3 separate regions of the Homo sapiens genome follow, and all the other regions are linked to region 1. The links are chromatin loops, found by intact Hi-C in ENCODE. Cell type or tissue: ovary. All regions are shown on one strand. Each heading gives the region's core, and the rest is flanking DNA. Links, peaks and the distances in the headings are about the cores only. Region 1 overlaps MVB12B (multivesicular body subunit 12B). Region 2 has its middle 55 kb from the start of LMX1B-DT. Region 3 has its middle 24 kb from the start of ZBTB43.

Region 1 (5,000 bases), core at 1-5,000:
CCATATGACGTGGGCACTGTGCTGGGCCCTGCCTCTCTCCTCCCGCAGCGTTTCAGAAGCCAGGGCTGCATTCCTCATCTTCAGGAAACAGATGAGGACGTGGAGCCCCTCATGTGAGGAAGCTGAGGCTTTAGGATTTTAGAAACAGGAAGAGCCTGTATCATAGCCGAGGCCGTGGGAGTGCCTGAGATGGAGGGGGATGACTGGAGTGCTGAGCCGGGGGGGCTTGGAGAAGCAGACAGGTGGGGCTGCTGTACAGAATCTCCCCCACCTCTCCCTGCCTGTGCTAGGGCCAGGCCCATCCGCCTGCCCAAGCCCACCCATCAGTGTCTGTCCACCCCTGCACCAGACTCTTCTCGTTGGCCCCAGCCTTGGCCCCTTTGGTTCCCTCCCACCTGTCCTCACCTGGCCCAGCCCCTGCCCTCTGGACTACACCATTCCTGGCCCTATCGTGATTCACCCGTGAGCTCACTAGTTCATGTCTGTCGGTCTGGCCCCCATGCTGGAGTTGCACCCCAGGAGAGGTAGGTGCCAATGCCTGCCCTAATGCAGGTTTCCCAGCCAGCCCAGCGCCTGCCCCCTGCGCCTCTCTGGGCCCAGGCCTCGTCCAGCATTGCCCAGCTCACTCTGGGACCTCAGGAAGTCAGATCCTTTCTTGGGCTTCACTTTCCTTCTCTGCAAAGCTCGGGTGCTGGGAACAGCCCCTTACTGCCTTTTCTCGTCTGGAGCCCTCTAGAGTGTTTAGTATGAGACCTGGTGTGGGAAGGAGGGAGGAGGCTGGAGGGGCAGTGCACTTGCCTTCCCCTCTGGTGATTAGTGCAATTAATACTGAAATCACCTGAGTGTTTTCAAAAAATGCTGGTGTCCCCGTGCCGGTTAAACCAGGACCACTCCTGCCAACCACAGGTGGGGGCCATGCATCACTGTGGTTAAAGCCTTTGGTTCTGATGCATAACCAGGGCTAATTCTCTTCACTTTCAAGGCACTTGCACACGAATCGTCCTAGTTGTGGGTAGACCAGTAGGTTCTATTGCCCCCTCTTTGCCTCGAAGCTGGGTGCTTTCCAGGTGCTGCTGGAAGCTGCAGTTGGCACCTTCTATCACAGGACACTGACCTCACTATGAGAAAAGGCTTTTAGAAGCTGAGACTCTCGCACCGTGGCCTGAGACGCCTGCTTCCATCAGTGGCAGGGTCCCCGGGACCCCTGGCAGAGCCTCCAGGACCCCTGGCAGAACCCCTGACAGTTACATCTCTTTCCCGAGAGAGGCCTCAGGCCCGGGCTGCCCAGCTGCTGCAGTGGCGGCCTGTGCCCACCAGAGGGCGCAGGCCCGGCGCTGCGCAGCTGGACCGGGCTGTGCGGACCAAATGCTTTTTAATTGAAAATTTTTTTAATTCAAAAAGGATTTGCTGTTTGTTCGCAAGTGCAGGTTTTCCTTATGCAGGAGACTAATGTCTTGAGTAAACAGATCCGGGTCCAAATCCACCTTCAAAGGTACTCGCTGTTTGCCCAAGGGAGTGAAAGGGCTTCCAGAAGCGGCCCCGTCTCCTGGGTAAACACGGCGGGAGGAGCGGGCAGGGACCGCGTCTGCGGGAAGGCGGCCGCAGCCAGAGGGGATTATGTCGCGGGACATATGTTGAAATTTCATTTGGGGAGTTAGGGAAAACAAGAAGCGGGGGTGGGTGGCGCTTTTCTCCAGCCAAGATAACCTAAAAAGGGAAAAAATCCCGAGGGAGAGAGGGTGGGGGCGCAATCTGTGCGCCCTCGCGGGGACCGGCGTGGTGCAGGCAGGAAGGGGCGCCTTCTCCGCCCTCCCCCAGCCCGCGGGCCGGGAGAGAGGAGCTCAGCCCAGCCCGGAGGGCCCAGCCATGCCCTCCCCGTGACCCTGTCCCCACTCCTGGCCACAGAGACTGGGACAGCGGCACAGGGTCCCCACGACAGCCCCTCTGCCGAATCAGCCAGTTGCTCACACAGGCGTGGAAGCGTCCTGCTCCCCCGCTCACCATCCAGAAAGCTCCCGCTAGGCCCGGGCCTAGGCTCTCTGGCTGTGGACACTCGGGCTGGGGCTGCAATCGCCCTTAACCTGCTCTCTCTGGCCGGCCAGCCCTCAGCACTCCCTGCCACCCCCAGGAACCCGGCCCAGTAGATACAGCAAGACCTACTGAAGGAGCAGAAGGGCGCGGCCCAGGACGCCTCCCCCAGCCCCTCCACTGCCCTGCAGGAACCTGGCTCTGGGCTTTCTCCCTCTATCATCTGAGATGCTTCGCGTTTGCAGGCATCTCCCTGGCATGGCCTTGGAGCATCCAAAGTGGAGCACCTCCAAGCCATGTCCCACCCCCTCCCCCAACCAGTCCTTCCCCAGCTCCTTTCTGCACAGCGTGTGGTCTCTGGCCCTTCCCTCTCTGCCCATCCATGTCCACACCCATTCCCAGGTTCCAGTGATTGGGTCGTAGAATTCTCTAAACTGATCCCCAGACCAGCAGCATGGGGTTACCTGGGAGCTATTTGAAATGCAGATTCTCAGGCCTGGCCCCAGACCTACCCAGTCAGAATCTGCATTTGACCGGGACCCCCCGGGGACTGGTGTGCGTTCAGAGTTGAAAAGCCTGCTGCATGTTCTCTCCTGAGCCGGGGCTGATGGCCTAACTATCCACGCCGTAGGCCCTCAGCCCCGCTGTCTCCGCAGGCATGTGTGCCCGTGGCACTCTCCTCTGCACCTTGGCACCTATTGCCCTAGGTGCCGTCCATGCCCTTCCCCAGTCAGGCCCCGAATCTGCTTTCAAGATGTGAATGCCCCCTGCCCCGCGAAGCCCTCCTTGCTCTCTCCGGTGATCCCCACGCCCCGTGCATGTGCCCTCGGAGGTGGCCTTCATGCTGGGCTGTGCTGGGCATGCCCGCCCCCTCCTCTGCTACCTTGGGAGTCCCGCGCAGGGCGGATGTCAGTGAGGGCTGATGAAGCCAGCCAGGGAATGAATTTGCCGCTGTTCCCTGCCGTGCATGTGCCCAGGCGGCCACCAGGTGGCAGTGTCCTCCCAGACTTTGGCGCAGCTCCCCCTCCTCAGCCTCCCGGAGCCGGAGTCTCCTGACCGCGGCCTGTGCCTGGTGGTTGGCGAGCAGGAAAGTGAGAGGGCTGGAGTGAGAGAGCTGGCGCTGCATGGTGGGTTCTCTGGAGCAACCAGATGCTCAGTGATCGCTTGCTCAGTGCTAGGGCGCGGCGGGCCCTGATCTACCATCGCTCATTCCATCCTCCAGGCAGGCCTGGACATGGGCGCATCACCCCACCTGAGAGATGAGTTCACTGAGGGCAGGAGAGGAGAGGAGCCTGCCTGAGTAGCCCTGAAGCCTCGGGTCCTTACCTCTGCACCCTGCCAGGCAGCAGATGCTGTGAACAGGGCTCCCTTCGGTTTGGGGGCCACATGTCTGCTCAGCCCACCGTGCACACGGGGACAGAGCCAGCCTCAGCCCCAGCTGAGACTCGGGTCTGTCCATCTGTCCCGGGTCAGCCTGGGGACTGTGGAGCAGTGGCAGCCATGGACATAGTGCTGGGCTTTGGCTGTGGACATGGCGCTAGTCTGTGGCCATGGACGTGGTGCTGGGCTGTGACTTGCTGGCTGCCACAGCCTCCCCACCAGTTTTCCACTTTAAGGGAAAAAGGCCTCCCATGCTCCTTCATGGTTGGATGGCTTTTGGGCCCCACTGTGCCCCTGAAGGCTCAGCCCTGCGGCCCTCCTCGCTCATCAGGGCCCTTGGGAGGGCTCCTTGCTGCAGGCGGCTCGCTCTGGGCAGCAGGGAGGGCTGGGCAGGCCTGGAAAGCCGCCTGCTGGTGGGCAGGGCGTGGGCACCCCAGGGCCCTCCCTGGGGCTGGGTGCAGTGCTCCGCCTCCTGCTGGGGCGATGTGACCCCTGCCGTGTTCCTGAGGGCCTCCCTTCCTGGCCTGCCCGTGTACAGGTGTCCCCCAAGGAGCTGCAGCTCATGGTCAGCTCACCCATAGGGCAGCTCCACTTCCACCTGCTGTCTGCAGGGGAGCCCTTCTTATGACAATTCTACTGCTAAAACTTTTCAAATAAATACTTCAAATGCTTGAAAACCACTGATCTAATCTAAGCTCCTGCTTCCTAAAATCCATGTGACCATGAGGCTGCCTTGACGCAGGGTTCCAGGCCATTCCCCATACCCCACCCAGCCCCAACGCCTTGCACCTGTGTCCGGCCAGGCAGCTGCCAGCCCATTTCTGTGGCTGGGGTGCCCCGTGCCTGCTCTGCCCACATGCCCTGCCTTATGTTTGGGCACCGAGACCTCACCTGGCCTCTTAAGTGAACTACAGGTGCTCCTAGCCCCCTCAGAGGTACTTAACCCCTTCTCTAAATTTCCATCAGACTTGGAACGCGATTTAGTGAGCCAGGGTCGGTTAGGTGAGCTGGGGTCTCTGGCGTGAGGCTTAACTCCTGCCCCCAGACAGGGGAGCAGCAGGGCTGAGCCGTGGAGGAAGGTCCCCCCACCGGGCAGCTGCCCTGGCCCCGCTGTGGCCTGTCAGGAGTCCTCAGCAGGGGTGCCTCTGAGGACTCTGTGAGGAATGCATGGGGAGGGTGTGGATGGTGCCAGGGACAGCAGTGGAGGCCCCTCCCATGACCCTGGGCACCACCTGGTATTGGTCCTTGCTTCAGCGGAGCCAGCATATCAGGGGTCCCTAGAGCCTGGCAGCTGAGACCAGCCTCAGCCAGGTTTGGGGTTGAGAATCTACCCTCACCAGCAGGGGCATGAAAACTGTCCCGCTGGGTGGGAGGCCATGACAGTCAGCACGGGCCTGGCAGATGGGCGGCACCGTGGTTTTACACACTGCTGGTGCCAGGCCTGGCCTCACAGGGAGCAGGCAGGCACTGTGGAGGGTACCAGTCATCACCACAGGAGCCTGTCACCCCCGCAGGCGTGTCCACGCACACACGCCACATGCACAGTTCAGGGGCCCACGAGGGCAGGCTCTGGCTGGCACCGGCCTGGCCAG
Region 2 (7,262 bases), core at 912-5,911, 58 kb after region 1:
TGCGTGAGCCCAGCCAAGATCAGTCAAATCCATAGACACGTAAGATACGATGCATAGTTAGTTGGAAACCACTAAGTTTTAGAATTGTTACCCAGCAATAGCTGACTGATACACTCCAGCTCTATGGTGGCACACAATACAGCCATTGAAAAGAATGAGGTATCAGGAGGCTGAGGTGAGAGGACCACTTGAGCCCAGGAGGTCGAGGCTGCAGTGAGCTATGACGGCACCACTGCTCTCCAGCCTGGGCAAAAGAGCAAGACCTTGTCTCTAAAAAACAAAAATAAAATAAAATAAAAATTTTAAAAGAATGAGGCAGCCCTTTATGTTCTGACATGGAAAAGTTCCCGGGATATATTAAGATAAAGAAATTGGCCAGGCACGGTGGCTCATGCCTGTAATCCCAGCACTTTGGGAAGCCGAGGTGGGCAGATCACAAGGTCCAGAGTTCAAGACCAGCCTGACCAACATTGTGAAACCCCATCTCTACTAAAAATACAAAAAAATTAGCCGGGCGTGTTGGCGCGCACCTGTAATCCCAGCTACTCAGTAGGCTGAGGCAGGAGAATCGCTTGAACCTGGGAGGCGGAGGTTGCAGTGAGCTGAGATTTCACCATTGCACTCCAGCCTGGGCCACAAGAGGGAGACTCCATCAAAAAAAAAAAAAAAAAAAAAAAAGGAAGAAGAAATAAGGTGCAGGCCGGGCATGGTAGCTCACATCTGTAATCCCAGCACTTTGGAAGACTGAGGCTGGCGCAGATCACTTGAGGTCAGGAGTTCGAGACCAGCCCAGCCAACATGGTGAAACCCCGTCTGTACGAAAAAACTACAAAAATTAGCCGGGTGTGGTGGCTCTCGCTTGTAATCCCAGCTACTTGGGAGGCTAAGGCAGGAGAATCACTTGAACCTGGGAGACAGAGGCTGCAGTGAACCTAGATGGCACCACTGCACTCCAGCCTGGGTGACGAGAGAGACTCCGTCTCAAAAAAAAAAAAAAAAAAAAAAGTAAGGTGCAGGTATTGTCCACGGAATGCTACCATTTATATAGAAGAGAAAAAAAGAAATAGCAGGTATTTGCAACCTGTAGACTCTCTCTGGAAATCTCTAAGTCCCCGGTATCAGTGGTTGCTTCTTGGGAGGGGCCAGGGACCTGTGGACAACAGGGGAGCGAAAGAGAGGAAGACAGACACTTCAAAGCCTTATTATCTTATTTTATACCACTTTTGAATTCTGTACCACATGCTTTTTATAATAGGATTTTTTTTTTTTTTTTTTTTTTTGAGAAGGAGTCTTGCTGTGTCACCTAGGCTGGAGTGTAGTAGCACGAACTCACCTCACTGCAAGCTCCGCCTCCCAGGTTCACGCCATTCTCCTGCCTCAGCCTCCCGAGTAGCTGGCACTACAGGCGCCCACCACCACGCCCGGCTAATTTTTTGTATTTTTAGTAGAGACGGGGTTTCACCGTATTAGCCAGGGTGGTCTCGATCTCCTCACCTCATGATCCGCCCGCCTCGGCCTCCCAAAGTGCTGGGATTACAGGCATGAGCCACCGCGCCCGGCCTATAATAGGATTTTAAAAAAGATAACATTTAGGGAATAAATCACCTGTTTTTCCAATATAATGGTTTTACTATTTTTCTTTGGTGTAAAGCTTTGTTGTCTATTCACCTGTGTTCAGATCCCAGCCCCCACCACTTCCTGGCTCTGGGCCTTGGCAAGGGGCTTCTCCCCAGGAGCCCCAGGATGGCAGCCCTGGGGGGAATGAGAATGACATGCGTTTGGTGCCCGGCACATGGCGGGTGCTCCCCCGTTCTGAGGGCCGCCCGCACACTCCGTTCAGCCTGGAGCCCCTCTCCCCCTGGTGTGGGCCGGGACCACTTCTGGCTTCAGCTGGGACCTTCTCTCCCCTTAGGAGTGGTCCTGACCAGCTCTGACCCCAGGCTTGGCCAGGGAGTCCCCCCATGGAGCAGGGACCTGGGAATAGCGGCCCCCAAAGAAGGAGTCCTCCTCTGAGGCTCAAGTCCCGGCAGCCCTCATGTCTCTGCCGGCATCTGAGGCCCATGTGTGCGCTCTGCTGGCCAGGGGTTTGGCTTCCTTGTTTTATGACTCCCTAATCCTCACTTGGCAGAGAGGAAGTGGTGGGCCCGCCTGGCCGCGCAGAGAGTGACCAGAGGATCGGCAAAGGAAAGATTCATGGACCATCAGAAGGGCCCTTTGCCTCCGAGGCCGCCCCAGCCCTTCACGTGGAGATAAATCACAGGCAGCAGGGAAAGATAAAAGGTGCGGGGATGCAAGCCCTGTCTTACGAGAAGAAATGTGCGCAGGGGACGTTTCCCTGAACTCCTGCAGAGCTGGACTGCTGACGTCTCCACGGGCTTCCTAACTCGGACTGGAGGGGACTCGAGTCCACTCCTTGTCTTCTCCATCCCATTGACTTCACAAGGCCCATCCCTTCAGGCCCCTAGCATGGTACTGACCTTGAGATGACCCTGAGACCCATTCCTCACACTTCTTCCTCCGATCCAAAAGATCTGGCTTGGAGGGCATTGGACCTGTGTGGTCACACAGACCCTGGAACTCAGAAGGGTCCTGCCCCTGGCTTAATACTCTCCTGTCATTGTGTTGAAATTCTTAGTAATTCTGGAGCGGACATTCCCACACTTCATTTTGCTCTGGGTCCTGCCTGGCCAGGAGTGGCTTTGGGCATCTGGGTGCCCGTACATCCTCTCCAGCAGACGCCTACCAGGCACAGTTTGCACATCTCCGGCAATGAGGAGCTCACCTCCTCCTGGGCAGCCCCCCCAAGTCCACCATAGAGCAACAGAAGCTTGGAGGCCCTATCTCATGGTGGTGACAGGAATGGGTCCCAGGTCACCTTCCAGTCTTGGTGCCTCACTGGCTGTGTAACCTGGGGCATGTTATGGCGCCTCAGTTTCCGGTCTGCAGAATGAGGCTAATAATAGGGCTGTTGTGAGAATGAAACAATGTATTTGGCTTAATTTTGTGCTTAATCAATGATAGCTGTTTTTGTATTTTACTAGAAAAGGCTGCCTTCCAGCAGATTGGGATCCTTAGGCCTGGCCAGTGGTTAGGGGGAGAAGGTGCAAAAAGATGCATAACCACCACCACCACCCCCAACCACCACCCCCAACCCCCATTCCCCTCCCCCCCCCCCGCTCCCCCGCAACACACACAGCCAGAAGCTCCCCTTCTTTTGCCAACCTTGAAGGTCAAACCTGCGCACTTCACCTGGGCTCCACCGGTCAGGTGCCTTGTTCTCTGCTGCCATCTGCTGGCTGGTATGGGGCACTGCATCACAGCTGGCACCAGGCTTCATTTGTCCCCTTGGAAGAGGATCAAATAATTCTGCAAGTGTTTTCTGAGGACCTGCCTGGGCATTGAGGATTTGTCAGTAAACACAAAAGACAAAGTTCCTGCCCTCTTGGAGCTGACACTTCTGTGTGAGACATGGATAATAAGCAAGAAATCCAATCATGTGATTTCTGCTAGTAACAAGCAAAATTAAAAGAAGAAAAATTTCAGACAGTGGGGAATGGCACTGGTGGACGGTAGGATAGTTTGTTCTGGGGCAGGGTCAGGAGAGAACAGGCTGAATGGTGGTCAGGTGGGACAGGAGAGCTCTGCTATCCAGCCAGTCCCACCAGCCCGGCTGCCTGCCCCCCACTGCTGCAATCTCTGTGACAACTGTGGGCAACTCCCTCTGCTGACCAGGACCTCAGTTTCCTTATCTGGAACACAGGGAGAATCACAGCCACTTCTCGAATTAGTACTGTTGTTTGGATTTAAAGGGATCCTGGAGGGGGAAACGTTTTGTGAAGTGTATTGTTCTCGTGAATTATATGCTTCGTGTTGTTAGCTGATGCTTGCTATGCACTTAACAGTGCAGAAACTCTGTTAAGCCCTTCTGTGGGTTACCTCACTGAGTCCTTAGGGGCACTGTCCTTGGGGACAGAAGCCTGGCAGCAATGAGGACTGAGGGCCTTACCCTCCTCCAGGATAGCAGCCTGCCTTTCCACTCCCAGTCACCTCCATCCACTCTCCAGTCTTCACCTGGGATGAGACGGACCCATGAACAGGACAAGGAATGGATGAATGGACGAATGGATGAATAAATGGGTGAATGAGTAAACAGCAAAAAAAAAAAAAAAAAAAAAAGAAACCCTGTCTCTACTAAAAAAATACAGCCGAGCAGGTGGCTTACACCTGTAATCCCAGCACTTTGGGAGACCAAAGTGGCCAAATCACTTGAGGTCAGGAGTTCGAGACCAGCCTAGCCAACAAGATGGAACCCTGTCTCTACTAAAAAAATACAAAAAAATGTATTTTTTTAATGATAAGTTGTACTTTATTAAAATTTAAAACTTCTGCTCTGCAAAAGACACTGTTTAGGGAATGAAAAGACAAGCCAGACTTCAACAAAACATTTGCAAAACTTATATCTGAAAAAGTACTGGCATACAAAATACACAAAAAAAACTCTTAAAACTCAACACATGAGAAAACAAACAGCCCAATTTAAAAATGGGCAAAAGACCTGAACAGACACCTGACCAAATAAGGTATAGAGATGGTAAACAAGCATATGAAAAGAGGCTGAACCTACCTCATTAGGAAACTGCGACTAAAACAAGACACCACTACACATCTATCAGAATGGCCAAAATACACAACACTGACAACATCAAATGCTGGCGAGGATGCAGAGCATCAGAAACTCTCATTCATTGCTGGTGGGAATACAAAATTATACAGTCACTTTGGAAGACAGTTTGGCAGTTTCTTATAAAACGAAACATACTCTTACCACATGAGCCAGCAATCACACTCCTTGTTGTTTACCCAAACGAGCTGAAAACCTGTTCACACAAAAACCTGCACGTGGGTATTTATAGCAGCTTGATTCGTAATTGCCAAAAGTTGGAAGAAACAAAGATGTTCTTGCGTAGGTGATCAGATAAATAAAATATGGTATATCCAGACAATGGGATATTATTGGGCAATAAAAAGAAATGAGCTATCAAATCATGAAAAGACAGGGAGAAATCTTCTATGTATATTGCTAAGTGGGAGAAGCCAATGTGAAAAAGGTTACATACTGTAGGATTTCAACTATATGTCATTCTAGAAATGACTAAACTGTGGAGATAGGCAAAAGATCAATTGTTGCCAAGGATTGGGGTTAGGGGATAAGAAAGGAAAGGATTAATAGGGGAGCACTGGGGGCTTTTAGGGAAGTGAAACAATTCTTTATGATACTATCATGATGGATACATGTCATTATAAGCTTGTCAAAACCCATAGAATTGCAACACAGAGTAAATTCTAATGTAAACTATGGACTTTAGTTAATAATGTATCAACATTGGCTTATCAAATGTAACAAATGTAGAGCACTAATGCAAGATGCTAATTAATAAAAGGGAAGCAAAGCATATGGGAACTCTGTGTTTTCCATTCAATTTTTCTGTAAACCTAAAACTGCTCTAAAAAATGAAGTCAATTAATTTTTTAAAACACACGCTAGCAACAACAACAAAAACTAGCAACAAACACACATCACAAGGCTGGACGCAGTGGCTCACACCTGCAATCCCAGCACTTTGGGAGGCCAAGGCAGGCGGATCACCTGAGGTCGGGAGTTCGAGACCAGCCTGACCAACATGGAGAAACCCCATCACTACTGAAAATACAAAATTAGCCGGGCGTGGTAGCGCACGCCTATATTCCCAGCCACTCGGGAGGCTGAGGCAGGAGAATCGCTTGAATCCGGGAAGCAGAGGTTGTAGTGAGCCGAGATCGTGCCATTGCATTCCAGCCTGAACAACAAGAGCGAAACTCTATCTCAAAAAAAAAAAAAAGAAATCACAGGGCAAAAATGAGATTAGGGGCCTGACACTCAAATACTTCATCAGTGACACACGTTGATTTGACTCATAATGACTAGAAAATAAATATTTTAAACAGTTAACAGCAAATTAAAAAAAAAAACCTGAAATGACCAATGTTGGTGTGACAAAGAACACCAGGTGTACATATTCATTGCTGCTCATCTTTTAGAGTAATATGATGCACCTAATAAGGGATCTGAATGGATGTGGCTGACATGCATGGTGAATGGAGTTAGCTATAGTAGCAATTGGAGGGGAGTATGTGTTTTGTGTATTCCTACAACCTAGTTCAGCTGGATGAAATATTCCTAGTGTTTCTTGTAGACAAAATCATGCATAAGAAAATGGGAAATTCGAGTAATGCTCAAATTTTCCCAAATGAATAAGTTAATTAATTGTGCCGGAGCAAATTTGGTTTTCAAAGCAGGCATTATCACACAACCGACTGTAGCATTAAAAGGCTTATTAAAACAATAACCTTTGATTTCTTTCATCAATGTCTCATAGTTTTCAGTGTGCAGGTCTTTCACCTCCTTGGTTAAACTTATTCCTAAGCATTTTCTTTTTTTGCTCTCTATTGTAAATGGGATTGACTCTTGATTTCTTTTCAGATAGTTTGTTGTTAGTATATAGAAATGCTACTGATTCTTGTGCATTGATTTTGTACCCTGCAACTTTGTTTGTTTATTAGTTCTAACAGTTTAAAAAATTGTATTTTTATAGAGAGAAGGGCTGCCCTCACATCCAGCAGACTGTGGGCTCCCACACCAGAGAAGCATCATCTGTTGAGCACAACTTTCCCAGGCCAAACCATCCTCGGGACGCGAGGTGAGTTCCTGCCTCCTGTCTCCTCCCCTGTGTGACCCAGACATGCTGCCTACTCCCTCTGTGTCTCTGTTTTCTCATCTTTAAAGTGGAGAGAACAGACAGGATGGACAGAGGCTTGTGAAATAACAGACGGGAAAGGGTTGCGTAAACTGCGAAGCGTGGTGCACACACAGCCCCAGTCGTCACTGCCATTGATTGAGCACCTCCTAGTCCCCAGCACCGTGCTAAGCATTTTTCATGCATTTTCTCCTTCTTACCCTCACAACCCTGAAAGTGACCAGCTTGTCCCAGTTTGCCTGGAGCTTTCCAAGTTTTAGCACTGAAAACCCCATATCCTGGGAAGTCCCTTAGTTCTGGGCAAACCTTTAAAGTGAGAATATTTTCTCCGTTTTTCAGCTGAGGAAACTGAGGCTCAGAGTTTCACTTATCCAGGGTCCCACAGCAGAGAAAGGGCCCAGGTGTGTGGGCTCCAGAGCTGTCATCTAACTAAGGCACGTGGCTGGTTCCTGTGGACAGTGGGAGCCA
Region 3 (6,740 bases), core at 1,741-6,740, 280 kb after region 1:
GGCTGACACTGCAAGCCAGTGGCCTGGGGAAGCTCACCTCACCTCTCTGAGCCCCTGTAAAATGGGGATGTAACACCTCAAGGCGGGGCTGTGAGGATACAGTGAGACAGCCACACTACACATCTGGAAAGCGCCTGGCCCAGCAGGAGCCCAGTAACCAATTCTGATACAGTTCGATGATGTATTTGTTGGCCTAGTTTGCAAAATCCCCAAACATCCAACCATTTCTGAGCTTTATAAAAAACTCATCAAAGTCCTCGCCCCTCCCCCTCTTCTTTTCTTTGTCGCTTTGGACCTCAGATGCTCGGAACTAGGTCAATCACGACCGTCAGCTCAGCTCACAATCACTAGAGACCACACGTGGGTCCTCTGGTGTGTTTCTTTTGTTTTTGATTCTTTCACCCACTTTCTCCCACCCACTCCTGTCTCTCTCCCCTCTCCCACAGGCAAACATTCTTCTGTCATCAGTGTGTGTGTGTCCATGAAATCATAGATTGCAGCATTCATAAGTAGTATTTGCAGGACTTTTCGTTTGGCATTACATTTTTACCATCTTCCAGAGCTAAAGCACATCATTCTCACTTATTCCATGGAGCTGCGGCATGGGGTTTCATTACTCGGCTATGTTACCGGTAACCTACCCATTCCTTTACAAGTGGACACTTCGGTTGTTTCCATCCCTTGGCCAGTACAAATAAATGCTTTCAGGAGGGATATCCTCAGGCAAGTGTCTTTGTCTACTTGTGTGCAAGTTGCTCTGGGGCTTGTGCCTGGAAGTGGAATTGCCTGGGCATGGGTTGCGTACTCTCAACAGTGGCCACACCAGTTCACTGTCCTGCCAGGACCAGAGTTTCTGCATCCCCCTGTCTTCACCAGCATGAGCCTATCTGATGAGGATCAAATGAGCTTCTCAACACCTCTCTCTCTTTTTATTTATTTATTTATTTTTGAGACAGAGTCTTGCTCTGTCGCCCAGACTGGAGTGCAGTGGCTCGATCTCAGCTCACTGCAACCTCTACCTCCTGGGTTCAAGCAATTCTCCTGCCTCAACCTCCCGAGTAGCGGGGATTACAGGCATGTACCACCATGCCTGGCTAATTTTTATACTTTTTTAGTAGAGATGGGGGAGGTTTCACCCTGTTGGCCAGGCTGGTCTGGATCTCCTGACCTTGTGATCTGCCCGCCTCGGCCTCCCAAAGTGCTGGGATTACAGGTGTGGTTCACTGTGCCCAGCCTCGGTTGTCTTTTTTTTTTTTTTTTTTTTTTGAGATGGAGTCTCACTCTGTTGCCCAGGCTGAAGTGCACTGGCGCAATCTCAGCTCACTGCAACCTCCACCTCCCAGGTTCAAGAGATTCTCCGTCTCAGCCTCCCAAGTAGCTGGGACTACAGGCGCGTGCCACCACGCTCGGCTAATTTTTTGTATTTTTAGTAGAGATGGAGTTTCACCGTGTTAGCCAGGATGGTCTCGGTCTCCTGACCTCGTGATCCACCTGCCTCAGCCTCCCAAAGTGCTTGGGATTACAGGCGTGAGCCACCGCCCCAGCCTTGGTTATCTTTTAACACAAGTGGCTCCAACTGCTGATGCACCTCCTCATGGCCCATCATAACATCCATGTGCTGTGCTCTGCTAGGGAGGTGACACGGGCACTAACTTGGCTATAGCCAGCTGGACAAGGGATGGTGCATAGGTCTAAGACAAACCAAGGTGCATGGCTAGTCCCAAGATGGCCCCTCAAACTCCACTCACACTGAAGGTGCCAATCAACTCATCAAAAAGCAAATGCATCAGCCTGGACAACATCGCAAAACCTGTCTCTACAAAAAATACAACATTTAGCTGAGCCTAGTGGCACGCACCTGTATCCCAGCTGATTGGCTTGAAGGGCTGACACAGGAGGATTGCTTGAGCCCTGTGAGGTCGAGGCTGCAGTGAGCCAAGAGCATGCCACTGCACTCCAGCCTGGGTGACAAAGTGAGACCCTGTCTCCAAACAACAACAACAACAAACACACACACAAAAAAAACAAAAATCAAATGCAGTTTGCTTGCTCACCACCTCTCTTCAGGAAGTCGAAACGTGCAACAAAAAACAGGAATGTGGTTGATTTGGTTTGGGCTCCTGTCCTGAGCCCCCGTTTGCAATCTTCTTGGTTGTCTATGAGACAGGAGGAGGGGCCACAGTATATGACAAACTAGGGCCTAAGACTGGGTGGCCCTGTCCCCTTCAAGCTCCAAATCCCTGGTGCTTTTGCATATAGGCTTTCAGAGTCATAAGCTCTGGAGTCAGAATATCTTGGGTTCAAATCTCATCTTAGCCACCTGGCAGAGCTGTTGTAAATGACAAGCACTCAGTAAATGCGAAGAGCTTAGCAGGGCTCCAGGCACATACTAAGCCTCGAAAGTGGCAATCTATTACCATTAACAACCCATAACATAGGAGATACATTCTCCACCTTATGGATAATAAAAGTCATTCCCAGAGAGGCTGATAGCTTGCAGGAAAACAGAATTCAAACCCAGGTTTGGGCCAGGCACGGTGGCTCATGCCTGTAATCCTAGCACTTCGGGAGGCCGAGGTGGGCGGATCACTTGAGGTCAGGAGTTCAAGACCAGCCTGGCCAACATGGTGAAACCCCATCTCTACTAAAAATACAAAGATTAGCCAGGCGTGGTGGTGCTCACCTGTAATCCCAGCTATTCGGGAGGCTGAGGCAGGAGAAGTGCTTGAACCCGGGAGGCAGGGCTGCAGTGAGCCAAGAGGGCACCACTGCACTCCAGCCTGGGTGACAGAGCAAGACTCCATCTCAAAACAAAACAAAACAAAACAAAAACAAAAAACAAAAGCCCGGGCGCGGTGGCTCACACCTGTAATCCCAGCACTTTGGGAGGCCGAGGCGGGCGAATCACGAGGTCAGGAGTTCAAGACCAGCCTGACCATTTTTAGTCTCTACTAAAAATACAAAAATTAGCCAGGTGTGGTGGCGGATGCCTGTAATCCCACCTACTCAGGAGGCTGAGGCAGGAGAATCATTTGAACCTGGGAGGCAGAGGTTGCAGTGAGCCGAAATTGCACCATTGCACTCCAGCCTAGGTGACAGGGTGAGACTCCGTCTCAAAAAAAAAAAAAAACAAAAAAAGCAAACAAACAAACAGAAAAACAGGTCTATGGGTCTGGCCCCTCTATTTGTTCTCGCTGCCTGACTTCATTGACTTCCACTCCTGCCAGGAGCTGGACTGAGTCGAGAACTAGATGCCTTCATAGAGCTCCAGGTCCTGGTCTTAGGGTGGGAGACCGGCCCCCTTAGCAGGGGTCCCTCAGGGAGTGGGAGGACCAGGGCGAGCCTGGGTCCAGGCAGGGCTACAAGAGGCTCCCAGGTGATGGGGAAGGGGGCTGCCTGGCCCTTCTCCAAGCACATTTAGAGCCAACCCAAGGGAAACCCCGATTCTGTCAGTGCTGGCACGCCTGGGGCACAAGCATCGGAGACATTAAATATTAAACACGTCGGCTGCCTTCCAAGCTTGGTAATTAAAACTCTTATTTCATATTTTACACAGGATGGACGGGGAGGTCACAGACTGCTCTTAGATGTTTCATAGTTCCTTGTTCACAGATGAAGTGGCTCTTCCGAGGAAAACCTCCTCTCACTTGGGATCCTCGCGCCCTATTTATTAAGTGATTTCCTGGGAGGGAGGCCAGGGAGCGGAGGTCGGGGAGGTCTCCGGGGTGTAAGGCCCCAACCAGGAATCCCAGCAGGGTTTTGGGCTTTCTTTCTGCTTCTCCAAAATGGGCCTGGGTTCCCAGGAGACGGCCGAGGGCGCCTCGCCCCTGCTGGAAGGGCAGCCTGGGAGCTGGAGTTGGCAAACGGGAGGGGACGGGAGGGGACGGGAGGAGCCCCAGGGGAGGGGGCGTCTTCCCTTAGCTTTCAGCGCCATCTGCTGGCCGTATGCTAAACTGCCGCTCCCCCGGAGGCCAGCTAGAGACCAATTTCGAGTTCTGAGCAGGGAGAGAGAGGAGGGGTTCCAGGACAATCAGGCCTGGAGCTTCCAGAAACATTCCAAAAACACAGTTTAGATTTTTAATTGTTCACTCAGTCATTCTCCCGGGGTCTAGGGAGAAATAGGACTCAGACTCGGATCTCTGGGGACCTACCCCAGCATGATAACCTGGGTGTGCCTGGGGTTCATGGGGGCCTGGGAATCACGGAGGCCCCCTCACCTGCATTCACTGTGTGCCAAGCACTGGCCTACATCACTGACATTTGTTGTATCACTGCAGGTGCTGTGATCTTGCTGCCGTGCTCATTTGACAGATGAAAACACTCAGGCTGTGAGAGAACCCCAAAGCCAGAGGATTCCCTTGATCACTCCCCACCATGGCCAACATGATGAAATCCTGTTTCTACTAAAAATACAAAAATTAGCCGGCCGTGGTGGCAGGCACCTGTAATCCCACCTACTCGGGAGGCTGAGGCGGGAGAATTGCTTGAACCTGGGAGGCGGAGGTTGCAGTGAGCCAAGATCACACCACTGCACTCCAGCCTGGGCGACAGAGCAAGACTCCATCTCAAAAAAAACAAAACAAAAAGAAAGAAAGAACAAGGGAGAGAGGAGAAAGCAAGCAAGCCAGTGTGAGGGAAAAGGAGTGAGAATGGGGAGGGCCTGAGATAAGACTGCAGCAGAAGGTCCGGGGCTACTGGATTTGAACCTATAGCTTTAGAGCATGGGGCACCATGGAGAGAAGAGAGGTAGGGAGGAACACGAGCAGATTTGTGGTTTTTTGGGGGTTTGTTTCGTTTTGTTTTTTGAGACAGAGTCTCACTGTGTCGCATAGGCTGGAGTGCAGTGGTGCAATCTTGGCTCACTGCAAGCTCCGCCTTCCGGGTTCACGCCATTCTCCTGCCTCAGCCTCCCGAGTAGCTGGGACTACAGGCGCCCGCCACCACGCCCAGCTAATTTTGTGTATTTTTAGTAGAGACGGGGTTTCACCGTGTTAACCAGGATGGTCTCCATCTCCTGACCTCGTGATCCGTCCGCCTTGGCCTCCCAAAGTGCTGGGATTTGTGTTTTTAAAATAACCCTCGGGCTGCACAGTGAAGCATCGCAGTGTAGGGAGCAGGGTGGGGGAAGGCTGGAGTCAGGGAGCCCAATTTGGAAGCCGCTGTAGTCAGGTGAGAGAGGATGGGGTTGGGGGAGGGAGCCTGAACTAGGGCAGAGGAGACAGGAGTGGAGATAGTGGATGGATGTGGAGATTGAAGCTGGAAATAGAGCCCAAGAAGTATCCATGGCTCACATTTCTGCAAAACTGGACACCTGGAGGTGACGTTCACTAAAATGAGGCCCATACTTCTCCCACCACATCTCACTGGCCAAGAGCAGTCAAGGGTGGGAGCATTCTCCACCTTTGGTGGGAAAGACCATGAAGTTACATGGCAAAGGGTGCACATGCAGGGGGACTAAAGAATCAGGGCCAGTGACGCACAGTTTTTTGTTTGTTTGTTTTTTGTTTTGAGACAGAGTCTTGCTCTTGTTGCCCAGGCTGGAGTACAGTGGCACGATCTCGGCTCACTGCAACCTCCGCCTCCCAGGTTCAAGCAATTCTCCTGCCCTCAGCCTCCTGAGTAGCTACAGGTGTGCACCACCACAGCCTGCTAATTTTTTTTTTTTTAATTTTTAGTAGAAATGGGGTTTCACCATGTTGGCCAGGCTGGTCTGGAACTCCTGACCTCAAGTGATCTGCCCTCCTCGGCCTCCCAAAGTGCTGGGATTATAGGTGTGAGCCACTGTGCCCAGCCAGGTGTCCAGAGAGAAAATGATCGATGTTTGAGAAGCCACCTTCCCCTTCCACACCCTTGTCCTGGTAAAGGAGAAGGAGTCTTGCTTGCTGATTCAGCTCCTGGCCGCCCTTCTCTTGTGGGGATTCTGGGTGAATGGTGAATCTCACATAAACAAGCTAGAGGTTAATCTATGTAAAAAAGACTTGAGAGTGAGGGCAGGTTAGGGAGAAAAAAACTGCTTAGGCAAGGAGAAAGAATACTGCCTGGCTCCCAGTAGCAACATGGGCCTTATTCCAGCCCTTCCTAAGGCCTTGCCAAATTCCCAGCATTAGTTCCTTTTAATAAGCCATCAGAGGAGACTAGGCTGGGAGTGATGAGACTTGGCATGCATTTTTTTTAGAACACTGGCTAAGAATAGCTGAGAGGTTCTCAAGGGCAACAGGTAGGAGGGGTCAGGCCATCCTTATCACAACGCTCTAGTCATTAAAACAGTGTGGTTTCAGCACAAGGACAGACACAAAGACTAATAGAGGGGAAGGTAGAACCCAGAAGCAGACCCTCAAACACACAGGCACATAATCCATGACAGAGGTGGTCCACAGAGCAGTAGGGGACAGAGAGAGTCTTCAGTAAGTAATTTTGGGACGAAATTGAGTACCCATGTGGAAAACATGAAATGGACCTCCACCTCCGCCATATGCAGCAACACCCATTCCCTGCAGGCCTCCCGGAAGGTCTGGAACCAGGAACTGGAGAGCTATTGGAACCGTGGCAGCTCCGCCGTCCCCGGCCCACTTTTCCCCCTCCCCTCCTGATGCTTACAGAACGCATTTTAGACACTGGGCACTGTGCTAACGGCTTCTTTGCATTCTCATTGAGTCTCCACAACATTCTTCTGAGGCCAGTATGATGACCCCATTTTACAGCTGACGAAACTGAGGCTCAGCGATTGAGTCATTTTCCCA

Evidence for each region. Hi-C counts contacts between places; a loop is a spot of excess contacts. Peaks named below come from ENCODE experiments on the same cell type or tissue, not always from the same donor. Only the 100,000 strongest peaks of a DNase experiment are listed, where the experiment ranks them.
Region 2: a loop joins it to region 1, with 7 times the contacts of the local background. A loop is called at or near these places in 108 of 110 quality-filtered maps.
Region 3: it touches region 1 in a loop (7-fold over the local background); 64 of 110 quality-filtered maps call a loop at or near these places.

Annotation. Positions count from the first base shown.
Region 1 is chr9:126,498,049-126,503,048 of GRCh38, forward strand. The region is part of intron 9 of MVB12B (multivesicular body subunit 12B); the gene reads left to right. Among named protein-coding and RNA genes, the nearest start is that of NRON, 90 kb to the left of the region's middle. RefSeq lists a silencer at 1,202-1,496. In ovary, for the core only: CTCF peaks have their summits at 1,297 (motif pointing right) and 3,017 (motif pointing right); DNase peaks (open chromatin) are centred at 1,278 and 3,043; H3K4me3 peaks cover 934 bases; H3K27ac peaks cover 1,443 bases.
Region 2 is chr9:126,554,937-126,562,198 of GRCh38, forward strand. No RefSeq gene overlaps it. Among named protein-coding and RNA genes, the nearest start is that of LMX1B-DT, 55 kb to the right of the region's middle. RefSeq lists an enhancer at 1,950-2,526. In ovary, for the core only: a CTCF peak has its summit at 3,349; a DNase peak (open chromatin) is centred at 3,305.
Region 3 is chr9:126,778,025-126,784,764 of GRCh38, forward strand. No RefSeq gene overlaps it. Among named protein-coding and RNA genes, the nearest start is that of ZBTB43, 24 kb to the right of the region's middle. RefSeq lists an enhancer at 1,529-1,698. In ovary, for the core only: a CTCF peak has its summit at 3,972 (motif pointing left); a DNase peak (open chromatin) is centred at 3,927.